Linked DNA regions of Mus musculus: region 1 is linked to region 2. A link is a loop called in an ENCODE intact Hi-C map of the cell type or tissue named here. Cell type or tissue: heart. All regions are shown on one strand. Each heading gives the region's core, and the rest is flanking DNA. Links, peaks and the distances in the headings are about the cores only.

Region 1 (6,789 bases), core at 1,655-4,154, 170 kb before region 2:
AAGACTGCCTGTGTGGATCTGGGGTTTAGGAGCTCCCATATGCAGAGAGGGGAGCCATGCGGTTCAGTTTGAGCCTTCCCAAGCCCCATGCAGAGCCCATCCTACCCATCCCCTCTGGCACTGCCAGGTAGAGCTGCAGGAACCAGTAGCGTGGGGCACAGGTACAGGGAGGCTGCTAAGCTGTCCCTTCCTCCTGCTAGCAAGCTGGACTTTGAGGGAAGATCTGAGGGCTTTGTGGGGTCAGCAATGCTGGACTGTGGAGTCTGTCTGGAGAACATCACTCCTTGGAAGCAGACACTAGAGAGCTGGTGTCTCTCAGCCTATGTGCTGTTCAGGTACGGGTAGGAACTGCATCATCTTCTAAGGCCTGCTGGGATATGCTCCTGTGACTGGTAATGACACTGTTGTGTCTAGGACCAAGAGGACTTCAGAGGGGAATGCTATCAGGCTCAGAAGATTCTGGAAACTTTGTAAATTCCCCCTGTGTATCACTCATGGCAGCTACTCTTTCCTGAATATCCCTCGGCTTGGAGCTGTGATGTATTTGATAGACATTGTATTTTATTGTCAATGCCTGCTATAAGTATATAGGAGGTATATTAGGTGTATATCTCGAATCTGAGTCTTGAAGAATTAAAACAGCCATTCTCAACCCCCCCCCCCCCCGCGCCCTTGGAGGTCAAAGGACCCCTTCACAGGGGTCGCCTAAGACCACTGGAAACTAGGCACTTACATTACGATTCATAACTATAGCAAACTTGAGGAGGGGGGGGGGGCACCAGGGAGTGCGATGAAACTAAGTGTTCAAGGAGATAAACAGATTAAAGAAAAGCTGATGCAAATGTAATAAAGGGAGCGGTGACGCCAGGGAAAGACTCCACCCAGCTTAAGCTTCCAGCTTGGGAAAAGAAATTTTAAAAAAATTTAGGGCCAGGTGTTGTGGCACACACCTTTAATCCCAGCACTTGGGAGGGGGCAGGGGGGTCTGGAGAGAGTGTTCCAGGACAGCCAAGCTCAGTGAGTGAAGGAAACCACCCAAATCAGGAAGCTGATGGAAATATATTTGAACAAGGAGGCCATGTTCCAGTCCCAGCAAGCAGCAGAACTTGGCAGCTTCAGCCACATGGTTCTGGACTCTCCCTCCGAGACTGAGCCACTGAGTTCAGATGTGTACCAGGGATGTCCCTGCATGGAGACCCAGAGAAGCCTCTGCGTAAAGCTATGATGGTGAAGCCTGGATACCTTGGAGACGCCAAGATGTTGGAGATGCCAGAGTTGTGGATACCTGCCAAGGAGAGCTGCTAACAGGGAGTGGAACCAGCCCAAGCCAGAGAAGTGTGTTGCAGTCAACAAAGCTGAAAGGGTTTGGAGATCTGAAGAGCGAGCGCTTTGACATTAGACATGGAGATGCAGAGTTTAGAGTTTACCCAGCTGCTTTCCGTCTTGTTTTGGTCCAGGGTCTCCTCACTGTGCCCTCTTCCCTCCCCTTGGGAGTCGTAATGTGTATTCTGTGTACTGTACTTAATCTGCTCTAGCTTTGCCTTTATAGGAGATTACAGTTAAGAGATTGTCATGAGACTCAGAAGAGACTTTGGACTTTTAAACAGTATCGACTCTGTTCTAGACTGTGGCACCTGAGTGCATTTTTGCATTCTGATAGGGCTACTAGCCTTTGGGAGGTCGGGGAGTGCCCCTATATAGGTGTGGCCCTGTTGGAGAAAGCTTGTCACTAGGGGTGGGCTTTGAGCTTCCAAATGCTCAAGCCCGGCCTAGTCTCTCCCCTCCTCCCCCCTCCCTCCCTCCACTTCTCTCTGTGTGTATGTGTCTGTATTTCTCTGTGTTTCTGACTCTATCTGTGTGTGTGTGCATCTGTGTTGCTCTGTGTCTCTGTGTGCCTCTTTTTCTCTCTGTCTCTCTGTCTCTGTCTCTCTCCTCTCTGTGTCTGTATCTCTCTGTTTCTGACTCTGTATGTGTGTATCTGTCTGTCTCTGTTGCTCTATGTCTCTGTGTGCCTTTCTTTCTCTCTGTCTCTCTCTGTCTCTGTGTCTCTGTCTCTCTTTCGGCTGTTTGCAGATCTGGATATAGAACTTTCAGCTCCTCTCTAACACCATGTCTGCCTACATGCCACCATGCTTCCTGACACAATGACAGTGAACTAAACCTCTGAACTGTAACTTAGTCCCAATTAAATGCTTTTTTTTATAAGAGTTGCCATGGTCACAGAGTCTCTCCACAGCACCAGAACTTTGACTAAGAGATCTGCTTTAAAAATATTTTTTAAAGCTGGGCAGTGGTGGCACACGCCTTTAGTCCCAGCACTGGGGGTGGGGGGGCAGAAGCAGGTGGCTCTTTGTCAGTTCAAGGCTAGCCTGATCTACAGAGCTAGTTCCAGGACAGCCAGAGCTACACAAAGAAACCTTGTCTCAAATGCATATAGAGAGAAGGTGAGAAGGCTACATGCCTGAGGATTTACCCCTGACTCTCCTTGACAGCCAGTAACTATTGCAAGGTCAAGAGGTCTGGGAATGATCAGAAACCTGCCTGACAGTCATGCCACCTCTTTTGGAAGGACTCTACCAGGCTGCACAATGAAGCCACTCAGGGGCCAGTGGGGGTGGAGCTAGAAATGGAAAAAGCTGGAATATGCTTTCCTTTCACGACTAGACTAGGTCCTACAGGAACATGCTCAAACCCTGAGCCTGTGTGTACACCCTCCAGTGCAACTGGCTTTCAGTATAGCTGAGAAGAGGCAAAACTTGAACCAGTCCTCACCATGGAGGACCATGGAGGACACTGTTAGTGGAGATCTAGCTCATACAGCCTAGGGTCAAATTTCATGGATCAGCATGTGAAGGAGGAGTGATTGCTTGGAAAGGGACATTGGACCTAGGTCCAATTTATCCAGGCCAGAGAGTTTAAACTCCATCCAAAAGGTCAAAATGAGAGCTGTAAGACAAAGTGCTGGGGCTGGGTGGGTTAACTTACAGAAAGCAGCTTCCATCATCAGAGAAAGGGTAGTTCCCAGGAGTGGCCAGCAGAGGGCAGCTCAAACTCACATTTCCTTATCCCCAACTGTGTTCAACACACATCTAATGTCCTATGAGAGGCCTGGCTCGTTTGAGAGTGAAGAAAAGGACCAGTTGGCAAAGGAAACAGGCCAGCTGTGCACAGCTGGAGAAGAGAGACACTGGCCATTTATGGCCAGCTGAAGTGAGATCAGGTGATATACCACACATAGCCTGCTTCCTTCCCAGCTGTGCCTTTGGTATCCTTAGCCACTCTTTCTCAGTAAGGGACCCTCAGAATCCCATCGGGGTCTGAGTTTAGCTTCTGGGGACTGACTGCCAGTCTCTTTGGAATTAAACCAAACAGAAGAATTCATGTAGCAGAGGAGAAAGAAATGCAGGGCCATTGATCTTTCCTTCCCTAAGAAGGCCGAGGGACTTGTCAGGACGAGGGGAAGGTGTTCTATCTATCCTGTGGGCATTTCACAGGTGCTTAGCCAGCCAGTTCTGTGTTAGAGGCAGAAAGGCAGAATGCTAGGTAAGTATTCAACCAACACAACTCCTGCCCAGACCCTTCGGTCCACAGACTGGGCAGCTTTTGACCCTGCTGATAAGGGCGGAAGGTGATGCTGACCTCCTCTGGGCAGGGAGGTAGAGGTTTTACAGAGGATCTGACATAGGAGGGAAGCCTTGGAATGTGAACAGCGTTTTACCAGCTGAAGAACAACCCTGACAGGACCCGCATGAGCAGAGGCACCAGGCTGACTCTGCCTGCAGAGAACACTGACCATCGAGTCAGTGAATAGGGTTAGAGGTGCTTTTAAATAACCTTTGGGCCGCTGGCCAATATGAGTTCTCCTTCTCAGACCACCTTGTGTTATCACCACCTCCACTTCACAGATGACCAGTCCGAGGGTCAGAGAAGTAAAGTGTCCTAGTCAGGAACCCAGGAGCCTAGCAAGGAGCTGACTGATGTCCCTGTTCTGGCTCACGTGACCCCCATGGCACTTCTACCAGTCTGAAGTCAGGGGTATATGGGATGCGCACGGAGAACAAAAATGGAGGTCTTTCTGTCCTGAGGGGGGTCTCCATTTTGGGCTTCTCCCTCTCTGCTGGAGCCATAAGATCTTCTGGCTAGAAGCGCATCCTCTCACAGCCACCCATACACATATTTCTCTTTTCACTTTCCTTTACCTTTACAGAGGATTTCTTGTGAATTGTGCTCTCACGGGCCAGAGTTTGGGTCCCCCTACTCCACCCCAGGCTCTGTCAGTAGAGGGATGTCCTCCATCAGATTGGCCTTGTAGGCAAGTTCTGGGGCGTTTTGTTAATTCATGTTTAATATGTGGGAGGGAGGTTCCATCCCACTATGGGCAATGGCATCTCCTAGGCAGGTGGTCCTAAGCTACATAAAAAGCAAGCTGAGCAAGCCATGAGCCACAGAGAACAAGCCAGTAATCAGTTCTCCTCCAGAAGTTCCTGCCTCTGTGGTTGCTTGAGTTCCTGTTCTGACTTCCTCTGCTGATGGATTCTAATCTGTAAGCCCAAATAAACAAAACCTTTCCTTTCCAAGTTGCTTTAGATCAAAGCCTTCATCACAGCAAAAGAAAGCAAACTAACACAGCCTCCTTCCCCAGGAGCTGTGTCTGCCTGTTTGTTGTTTGTCGGTCCATCTGTCCACCTGCCTTTCTGTCTATCTAGAATGGAGGTGCTGAGAGGACACAGCCCTGAATGACCTCTTGTCTAGGCTTGTTCTTCTGGGGCTTCCCACCCCTCAGAACACCTTCTGGCCCCTCAATTGTGAGCCTAGCCCTTACATGCTAAACCATCTCTCCATCTGCCCCTTCTGGGGTTTGATGTAGCGTGCGCGCATGCACACACACACACACACACACACATCATTCAGGATTCCCACCTTGGTCTGTTCAGGCTGTTAACAGGGAAGATTTGTTTCTCTAGATTTTGGAAACTGAGAAGTCAGCAATCAAGGCATCAGCAAAATTCCTGTCTGGTGAGGCCTGCTCTCTGGGTCACACAGGTGCCTCCTGCTGTGTGCGCACAGGGCAGAAGGTACTCTGTTGTTCCTTGGAGTCTCTTATAATGAGCATGGTCACCTCACAAAACCTCACTTCCTGATGCCACTGCCTTCAGGATTGAAGTTTTATGATGTACATTTTAGGATAGTGAAAATAATCAAGCCAGAGCATTTTGTCCCCCCACTAAACTCCTAAATTTATGTCATTCTCATGTACAAAATACATTCATTTCTCTCTTTTTTTAAAGATCTATTTTATGTACATGAGTATTGTAGCTGTACAGCTGGTTGTGAACCTTCATATGGTTGTTGGAAATTTAATTTTAGATTTCTGCTCGCCCTGGTTGGCCCCACTTGCTCAGTCCCTGCTGGCTCCGGCCCAAAGATTTATTTAGTATTATAAATAAGTACACTGTAGCTGTCTTCAGACACACCACAAGAGGGCATCAGATCTCATTACGGATAGTTGTGAACCACCATGTGGTTTCTGGGATTTGAACTCAGGACCTTCGGAAGAGCAGTCAGTGCTCTTAACCACTGAGCCATCTCGCCAGCCCCATTCATTTCATCCTAATAGCCTGGAATATCTTAAGTAATGCCTGTAGCAACTTTAAAGTCTAAGTCCCAAACTTTGTCCAAGCAGATATGAGATTCTGGTATAATCATCTGCAGAGAGAGAGAGAGAGAGAGAGAGAGAGAGAGAGAGAGAGAGAGAGAGAGAGAGAGAGAGAGAGAGAGAGAATATAAAAATAGAATTATCTTCTGTGACCTGACTGTCCATAAACGCATCGGTCATTACTGCTCTGGGTGCCCTTCCTTCAAACTGGGCAGTGCCTATGCTGTGCTCCTAATGAGCTGTAGCTGCAGAGTTGTGGCTCTCCTAGGCTGGAGTTGCATCTTGACAGCTCATTGGTCTGAGATCTTGAGTGTTGCCCCCAACCCCATGGCTCCAGTAGACACTGCCCTGGTGAACAAAAATTATTGCAATCATGGTAAATAATGTAACAGCAAAGAAGCATATGTAAAACTTAAGAGCATTCCACTCTGCCTTTATCCTGCCTACTCCTCCCCATGCCTCAAGAATTGTATATTCTAACATACATCTCTACATAAACAGTTGTGTGTGTTTATGTGTGGGTGTATATATATATATATATATATATATATATATATATATATATATATACCCGTTCTTTGTAATGACTTTGAAGTCTACTGTGGAGAAATGAATGAACCAGTTGGATTTTTTTTTGTTTGCTTGCTTTGATGGACATTTAATCATTTATCAATTTTGTCACTGCAAACAGTGCCGAGATAACTATATTTTCAAATTAGTTGCCATCTGACTAATTATGTTTGGGTTCAAAATTTGAATATATGTTCTCAGATTGCCTTTTAAAAGTACTGTGACAGTTTCTAATACCACCAGAGTGTACATGAATACCGTGTCCTTATATTTGTGCCAACACTGGTATTATCATATTTAAAAGAATTTGTTGTTGTTGTTGTTGTTGTTTTGTTGTTGTTGTTTTTGAGACAGGGTTTCTCTGTGTAGTCCTGGCTGTCCTGGAACTCACTCTGTAGACCAGACTGGCCTCGAACTCAGAAATCCACCTGCTTCTGCCTCCCAAGTGCTGGGATTAAAGGTGTGCACCACCACTGCCTGGCATATTTTAAAATTTTTGCTCATTCATCCTGGTAAGTAAAAATATGACATTTTAAACTTTCAAAGGGCTTTAAAAGGTTGAG
Region 2 (6,789 bases), core at 1,860-4,359:
TGTGAGACACTGCAACACTATTACACTTTTAGTCATGTGATCTTCTCATTCACCTTTGTCCTTCCACCACTCCTTTCTCGGGCAGGATTCTCTTTGATCTCCAGACCTTTGGAAAACTTTCTACCACCACATACAACAAGTAGCATTACCCTTAGATCCCTCCTCTTCACAAACACTGGCCCAGGGATGGGTCTCTAGTCTGGATGCCTTTGTGGTGTCCTGAGGAATTAGCTTGCTTGCTGGTAGAGGTAGTGTCAGGTGAGGGAACAGGCAAAAACAAGCCATTTCTTGGCATCCAGAAGTGGCAGTTTCCAGTTGAACCACGTGAGGCTGTCTTGGGATTGGGCATGAGGTAGGCAGCATACAGTGTTTCTCATGGATGGTATGCTGTCACACTCCCTGGCTGGGTAAGCACTTTGATTTCCAGCCTCTACCTGGGGAGCATGGTGGCCACCAGGGCCTTCTACAGTGGCTGTTTTTCAACAATGCTATGACCTTGGACTGGTTCCTATTGCCTCTCTAGTATCACAGGGGTGCCTTTTCCACCTTTAGATTAAGCATCCTTGTCCATCTCCTGCAAGAGCAAACCACCAGCCTCCTGTCCAATAAGGCACACTGGTAAGTGGAGTCACTTGCTGGTCTCCATCTCGACCTAAGCCACTCAATAAAGTTGTATTCCCTCTAGGTCTGGTCCTGTGGACAATCCTCTGTCTCCTGACTCTGAAGGAGTATGAGAGATGTACTCTTCAATCTCCAGGAAGCTCACAGCGAAGCTAAAATGCCCAGAGAAAGTACAAAGCACCTGAAGAAAAACTGCTTTAAAAAAGTCAAATCCAAAATATAGATACACTAGAGCTTGTTAAAAATAATTTGTCTCAAGACACATATATTTTTTTTTAATTCAGGAGACTTAGAGTTTCTTAGCTGATTTCTAAAGACTCAGGTGAATTGAATCTATGGGGCTCCAATAACAGTGTGGACAAAATAAAAAAGATGAAAGCTCCCGAGTGGGCCAGTTGTGGTTGCAGGCCCCAGCTCTAAGGAGAGAGTGGCCGCCTGGCCCTGTGTGGATGTGCTTACTACTCTGGTTTCATCTCTCTGCCCTCTGTGGCCATAGAATTCCCAAGGAGAGAAGTCTGACTGCTCTGAACAGTGAGCACATGAGAGAACACTAACATTTTAAGACATAGCAATCCTTCTAGGTACTTCAACAGCCCTCTTCAAACATCCACAGGCTTCTTATAGGAAGAATTCAGTGGGTCCAGAAATAACTATTTCACACCTTCCCCAACCTTGAGCACAAATCAGTATTGGGGTAGGGCTGGTGTCTTTTAAGACCACCTTTTTTCTTGATAAAGTTGAGTCTTTAAAACCTGGTAAGGTCAGGAATGGTGGCACAGGATAAGAGATCAAAGCCAGCCTGGGTTACATAGTGAGACCCTCTCACAAACAACCCAGAACCCAGTGAGGTGCTGGATATAAAAGAATGAGCTTAGAGAGGATTTAGTGGAAAGGCTCTCAGGAGGACTTATTCTCAGCATAGTGGGGAAGAATCTGGCTTCTCAGAGTCCACCCAAGAGAGAAGAGTGAAGCAAAGGAATGAAAAAGGAGCCACAGGAAACAGCTAGATGCGGAGTATACTAGAGAGCTTTGAGGGAGATTGTGGTCATTGAGAAATCCCAATGGTGAGATAGATGGCTGAAATCTCTTTTTGGAACATTTCAGAAATGTAATTGTAGACTGTTTGCTATGTGATGTAACCTCTCCCCTTTGACCAACAAACCTTCATTAAAAGTTCTGCTACATGTTATAGCCTCATTTTTTGTGGTTTAGGAGTAAGAGTTGGAAAGAGAAAGGGGCTGATGTGACTACAAGAGCTAAAGAAACAGTTGTAAGACTGGAATAGTGAGTAATGTTTCAGATGAGGCAGCAAACTAGAGCCAGAGATGACCATGAAAACCTAAGTCCCCTCAGTAATTCACAGAAATCCTGGGGACAACATTGTACTTTCCACAGGACATAGGAATTGGAGCCAATGTCATTTGAATGACTCTCAAAGGATAAGATACCGCAGTTGACCCCAGCTTACGAATAGGCTTTCCCTTCCCAAATGGATGGGTTCTTGGAAAACATAAATATGCCACATGCACCTCTACCATCCCAGGGCCTTTATACGGGGGCTGTACACAGTAGAATCCAGAAACTGTGCGAGTCCAAACTGAACGTTCTGCACTACACTCACTGAGAGTGGAGCTGGCAGGGAGAGCCTACTGCCTAGAGAGCATGGAGCAGGAGAACCCATTTGGCTGGGACTTTTTCTCAATCTGCCCTGTTCTCTGCCCTCTGACCAACCCATCAACCTTATCTTAATGACCTCTTCACATCAGCACTGCAGCCTGAAGGTCTTGTAAACAGACAAGGCCCAGGAGGAGATGGTGATGGAGGTCATAAAGGGTTGTGTAGAAACCAGACTGCTCTCAGCTTGTTCTGCACCCCTGTGAAGTAAAAAAGCAAACACTGTCCCCTGGAAATGGACTTCTGGCCCAAAGGGCCCAGGGTGTGGGCCGGGAGTAGGCTGTCTCTAACACTGAATTTTCCCAAAAAGGGCCGGGTAAAATGTGTCCGGTGGGACTCTGGTTTATGCTCCCAAGCATCGCTCTTGATATGCCATCTTCCCGATCCCCGATGCTCTGCCACCTCCCCATGCTGAGGTTTCCTGGGGAGTTGGTAGTCCAAAGACCCTTAGTCTTGTGGCATCTTTATAGGAGTCACACTCGGCTCAATAGGGCTGATGGCACCACCTGGCGGCAGACAAGGTTCAACTACTCACCCTGGGACGTTCATCACCGAGGCGCAGGAAAGGAGGGGCGATTCCTGCGGCCCGGCCCAGCATGTTGACGTCACCAGAGCGCGCCATTTGTCCCCGCCTCTTTCCGCCCCCCTCTCCTTGGGGCTGCCAGTACTTGACGTGGCGTCTCCGCCCTCTACCCTTACTTTGCGTGCGTGCTTGCGTGTGGCGGAGGTGGCTGCGCGGGCAGGTCGGAGCTGCGTGCTGTTGCTTCTGGTTCTGTGGCCGCCGTCGCTGTCCGGCAGGCTCCGGTCTCGGAGCCGACGAGGCGCGCGCGCGCGGGTCCCAGCCCTTCGGAAGCCCAAGCAGCTCGGCGCGGGGCCTGGCGGGAAGGCGGGCGAGCGCGTGGCCGAGGGCGCCGCGCGGACGGGCGGGCGCCCGTGAGGGAAAGAGGCGGGGGCGGCGGGTTAGCCGCGGGCCGGGCCGGCCGGGGGATGTCGATGCCTGACGCGATGCCGCTGCCCGGTGTCGGGGAGGAGCTGAAACAGGCCAAGGAGATCGAGGACGCCGAGAAGTACTCCTTCATGGCCACGGTCACCAAGGCTCCCAAGAAGGTGCGGGGCTCTGGGTGGCGGCGAGGGCCCTCGAGGAAGGGGCGCGAGCAAGCCCCGGGCCCGGACTCGGGTAGTTCGGGACTTAGGGCTAGGGTTTGGGGTGCTCAGGACCATTGACACGATGTAGTGGGTGGCCGGTGAGCGGCGATGGGCCTAGCTGGAGCCAAAGAGGCCGCTCTGACCTCGCTTTTCTTTGTCCCTCGGCCGGAGTCCTCCTGGATCTTACTGAAGCCCGACAGGGCCAGGCCTTAAATTCGCGACTGACTTTTCCTGGATGGAGGGCCTTGAAGACGAGATTGGGAGGGGGTGAGCGACTCAGCTGACCCCTGTGACCTGTCCAGGGGATGAGGTTGTGCAGGAAATTTCCCCTCAGGTGAGTGGGGGAAATCAGGCAGCTCTTTTTCAAAGCATCTTCTTGGGGGAGAATTGGCCGTTCGACCAACAACTGCGTGATCGCTTAGAGGCAAGAGGAAAGAATCGTATGAACTGGTTTATGCAGCTGACGGTTCTAAAAGCAACAAGAGATGGAAAGGCAAAATGGTAATCGCCGTGCAGTCTTCCACCTGCTAGGAAGTATGTGAGAAAGGAAAATTTAGAGGTTGGTGACAGTAGACACTGTCATGGATGCAGGTTGATCGCAGTCATGTGAATAGATCACTTAGACATCCCTCCAGAAAGGAGCTTGGGTGGGTTGGGGAGGTGGGTGGGAAGAAATGATTGCTCATTCTTTACTGCACTTACAAGTTCAGCCTATTGTGCTGGGGGTTGAGCTCAAAGGACATCCTTCTATGGCTCTTGGAAAAGGTGATCTATGGAGGGCTGAGTCTAACTAGCTCTCTCAGTGGTAGGGTCGGGGTCTCCAGTGCTTTCTGTCGAACCTTTGCTGACCCTTCCTCTAACCTGGTACCCAATTAGCAGTGGAACAAGGAGGTGACCTTTCTGAAATAGTTTCCTCTTGTATAAAGTCTCTTCACAATCAATCCTGCCTACAGTATTTGTAGGGTTCAAGGATGATATAGATTCAGCTGAGCAAGGTTTGCAGAGCAGTTAATCCCCAAGGCTCCTGTACTGGAACTAGTTAAGCTGCTCTCAGTGCCTGAGAGGGCTTTATTTATTTTCCTCCAGGAAACTAATTGACTGGTCTTGGGGAAAAAAAAAAAAGTCATTGCTGTGTGCTTTAGCTCTGTTTTCTCACAAAATTGAGAATGTCACCAATAACACCTTTGAAAGGTTTATAGAAGGTCCCTCCATCCTAAGGGATCCAGTTGACCTCATTTTTAGTGCTCTCATTCCCCAACTGCTTTGTTAGAGAAGTGACCTTTTGCAATCTGCACTATTTGAATACAAAGTTAGAGTTCTTACAAGCAAAATGCATACGTGCAGTACCTCAGATGAGTTAAGTGGAGAATTGGAAACACTGATAGACTAACCCCCTGACTCTTATCTCTTGTCATAAGCCCACCTTCTTTTGTCTAGGTACTCCAGAGAGTCTTAGTCATTTTTATTGTTCCTTATTTTTTTCTTTCAGTGTAACTATATTCTTGCAAGTCAATATTGATAAGCCAAAATCTGTATTATACATTGTAAACTCCTGGAGGCCAGGACTCTTGGTTACCATTGTATCTATGGAGCCTAGTTATGGAGCCTAGTTTTGTCCCTTGAATGTAGTACTCAATTATTAATTGGCAATCTGGCTAACCAGTAACTGAGATGCTGAATGCCAACAGCAGTAAATATCCCTTTTCCTCTGTCTGAAAGGAATATCACAAATGAGTATTATTGTGAAGCCAAGTGCTAATGACTTTAGAGACTCATATTCCATTAACTAAAATAAGCAAGTCCTGCCAGGCGTGTGGGAAGACCCTGTTGTAAATTTCCATTTGCTAATGTATGTGTCCTCATGTTATTCATCTTGTTCTTTGAGCTTTATTGTGTGGTATGTACGTTGTACTTGTATTAAGATGTATTATGATGACTAATTACCTTCCCTTAATGATGATGATAAGAAGCATTTACTTAGTTAATGGACCAGTTAAGGACTAGTCAAGGTCATGTAGTAAATTCTGGGTACTCTGGTTTTGGTTTTTTATTCCCTCTCAGGATTTCAGTTCCTCGATATTCTGACTTAGGTCACTGTTGAGCCTCTTCCATGTGGTGATAATGTGATGAAGTATAGAAAAGGTGAGGGTGCAGGTGGCATGGTACTGAATAGTGTGAGGAAAAGGTCTCTTTAAAATGATGTAGTCCGTCATCCCAAAGGATCCCAGCTCGACTGTAGACCAGGTAATCTTTGGATCATTCCCATTACTGAGCTCTCGCTGGAATTGAGGGCATTCCTGGGGCCATAGGTGACTTTAAAGCTTCTCCATCAAGTCAGCTTCTAGTATGCTTGTCTTGCCAGTTTTTAATTATTGTTTGCTTTGTTTGAGGTACAGTATATTATATGCCCATTCAAGCAAAAGCATATCTTATTCTCTAACTAAAATGATAGCCAGTTTTATATTGGATGTCTACTCCAGTACTATATATTACAGGGCTTGTTGGTTTGATTTAAGACTTGAATATTTGGCAGTCAGAAAGCCAACTATTAATTGGTATCCCCCTAAGTGAATAACTCTTGTGCCTCAGTTTCTGCATTTGCCTAATAAATGTCTGTTGTTTGGAACAGGTGATGCCAGAGATATTTGGAACTTAAGATAGTAACAGTAATTTTTTAAAGTATATTTTACTCCCTCCTTAAAATATTTTCATATATTAATTTATGGAGGGAGGACATGTGTGCACAGAGGAGTCAGTATAATTTCCATGAGTCTAATCCGATCAAACTCAGGTTGTCAGGCTTGGCAGCAAATGTCTTTACCTGCTGCTGAGCATCTTGCTGGCCCTGTCCCCTCTTTTCAGTGAGCATTTGTTGTGACTTGTAGAGAGTCATAAATGCCAACTACTGAGAAGATAAAACTTAAGAAATAATGGGAAAGTATTGTTAACTTTGAAGGCTAAGATAATTAGTGATACAGATTATCATAAGCAACTCTGTAAAACATCCTAACATCCAGAAGAACATGAAAAGAACCATAGTCTTGTCTCTTAGTAGACATGAGAAATAATGGAAGACATTTTTTCCTGACCTAGAATTATAAAGGCAGTTTTCATGGGTCCATATTGATTGCTGTGGTATATCCTAACCCCACCCCCACCCCCCGGTTTTTTTGAGACAGGGTTTCTCTGTGTAGCCCTAGCTGTCCTGGAACTCACTCTGTAGACCAGGCTGGTCTCCAACTTAGAAATCCACCTGCCTCTGCCTCCCAAGTGCTGGGATCAAAGGCGTGCGCCACCACTGCCTGGCTGTGGTATAACTTACATGATAAAGCTTATTCACAACTTATA

The links. Peaks named below come from ENCODE experiments on the same cell type or tissue, not always from the same donor. Only the 100,000 strongest peaks of a DNase experiment are listed, where the experiment ranks them.
Region 1: it touches region 2 in a loop (7-fold over the local background); 41 of 42 quality-filtered maps call a loop at or near these places.

The regions. Positions count from the first base shown.
Region 1 is chr3:107,860,373-107,867,161 of GRCm38, reverse strand. No RefSeq gene overlaps it. Among named protein-coding and RNA genes, the nearest start is that of Eps8l3, 13 kb to the left of the region's middle. In heart, for the core only: a CTCF peak has its summit at 3,029 (motif pointing right); DNase peaks (open chromatin) are centred at 2,637 and 3,131; H3K27me3 peaks cover 170 bases.
Region 2 is chr3:107,692,771-107,699,559 of GRCm38, reverse strand. Ahcyl1 (S-adenosylhomocysteine hydrolase-like 1) reads left to right here and starts at 3,000. Exons shown (of 17, transcript NM_145542.4): 1 at 3,000-3,402. The coding sequence starts at 3,283. It overlaps Gm40121 (a long non-coding RNA gene), which reads right to left and starts at 3,335. Exons shown (of 3, transcript XR_003954675.1): 1 at 2,831-3,335. In heart, for the core only: a CTCF peak has its summit at 2,811 (motif pointing left); a DNase peak (open chromatin) is centred at 2,939; H3K4me3 peaks cover 1,977 bases; H3K27ac peaks cover 1,897 bases.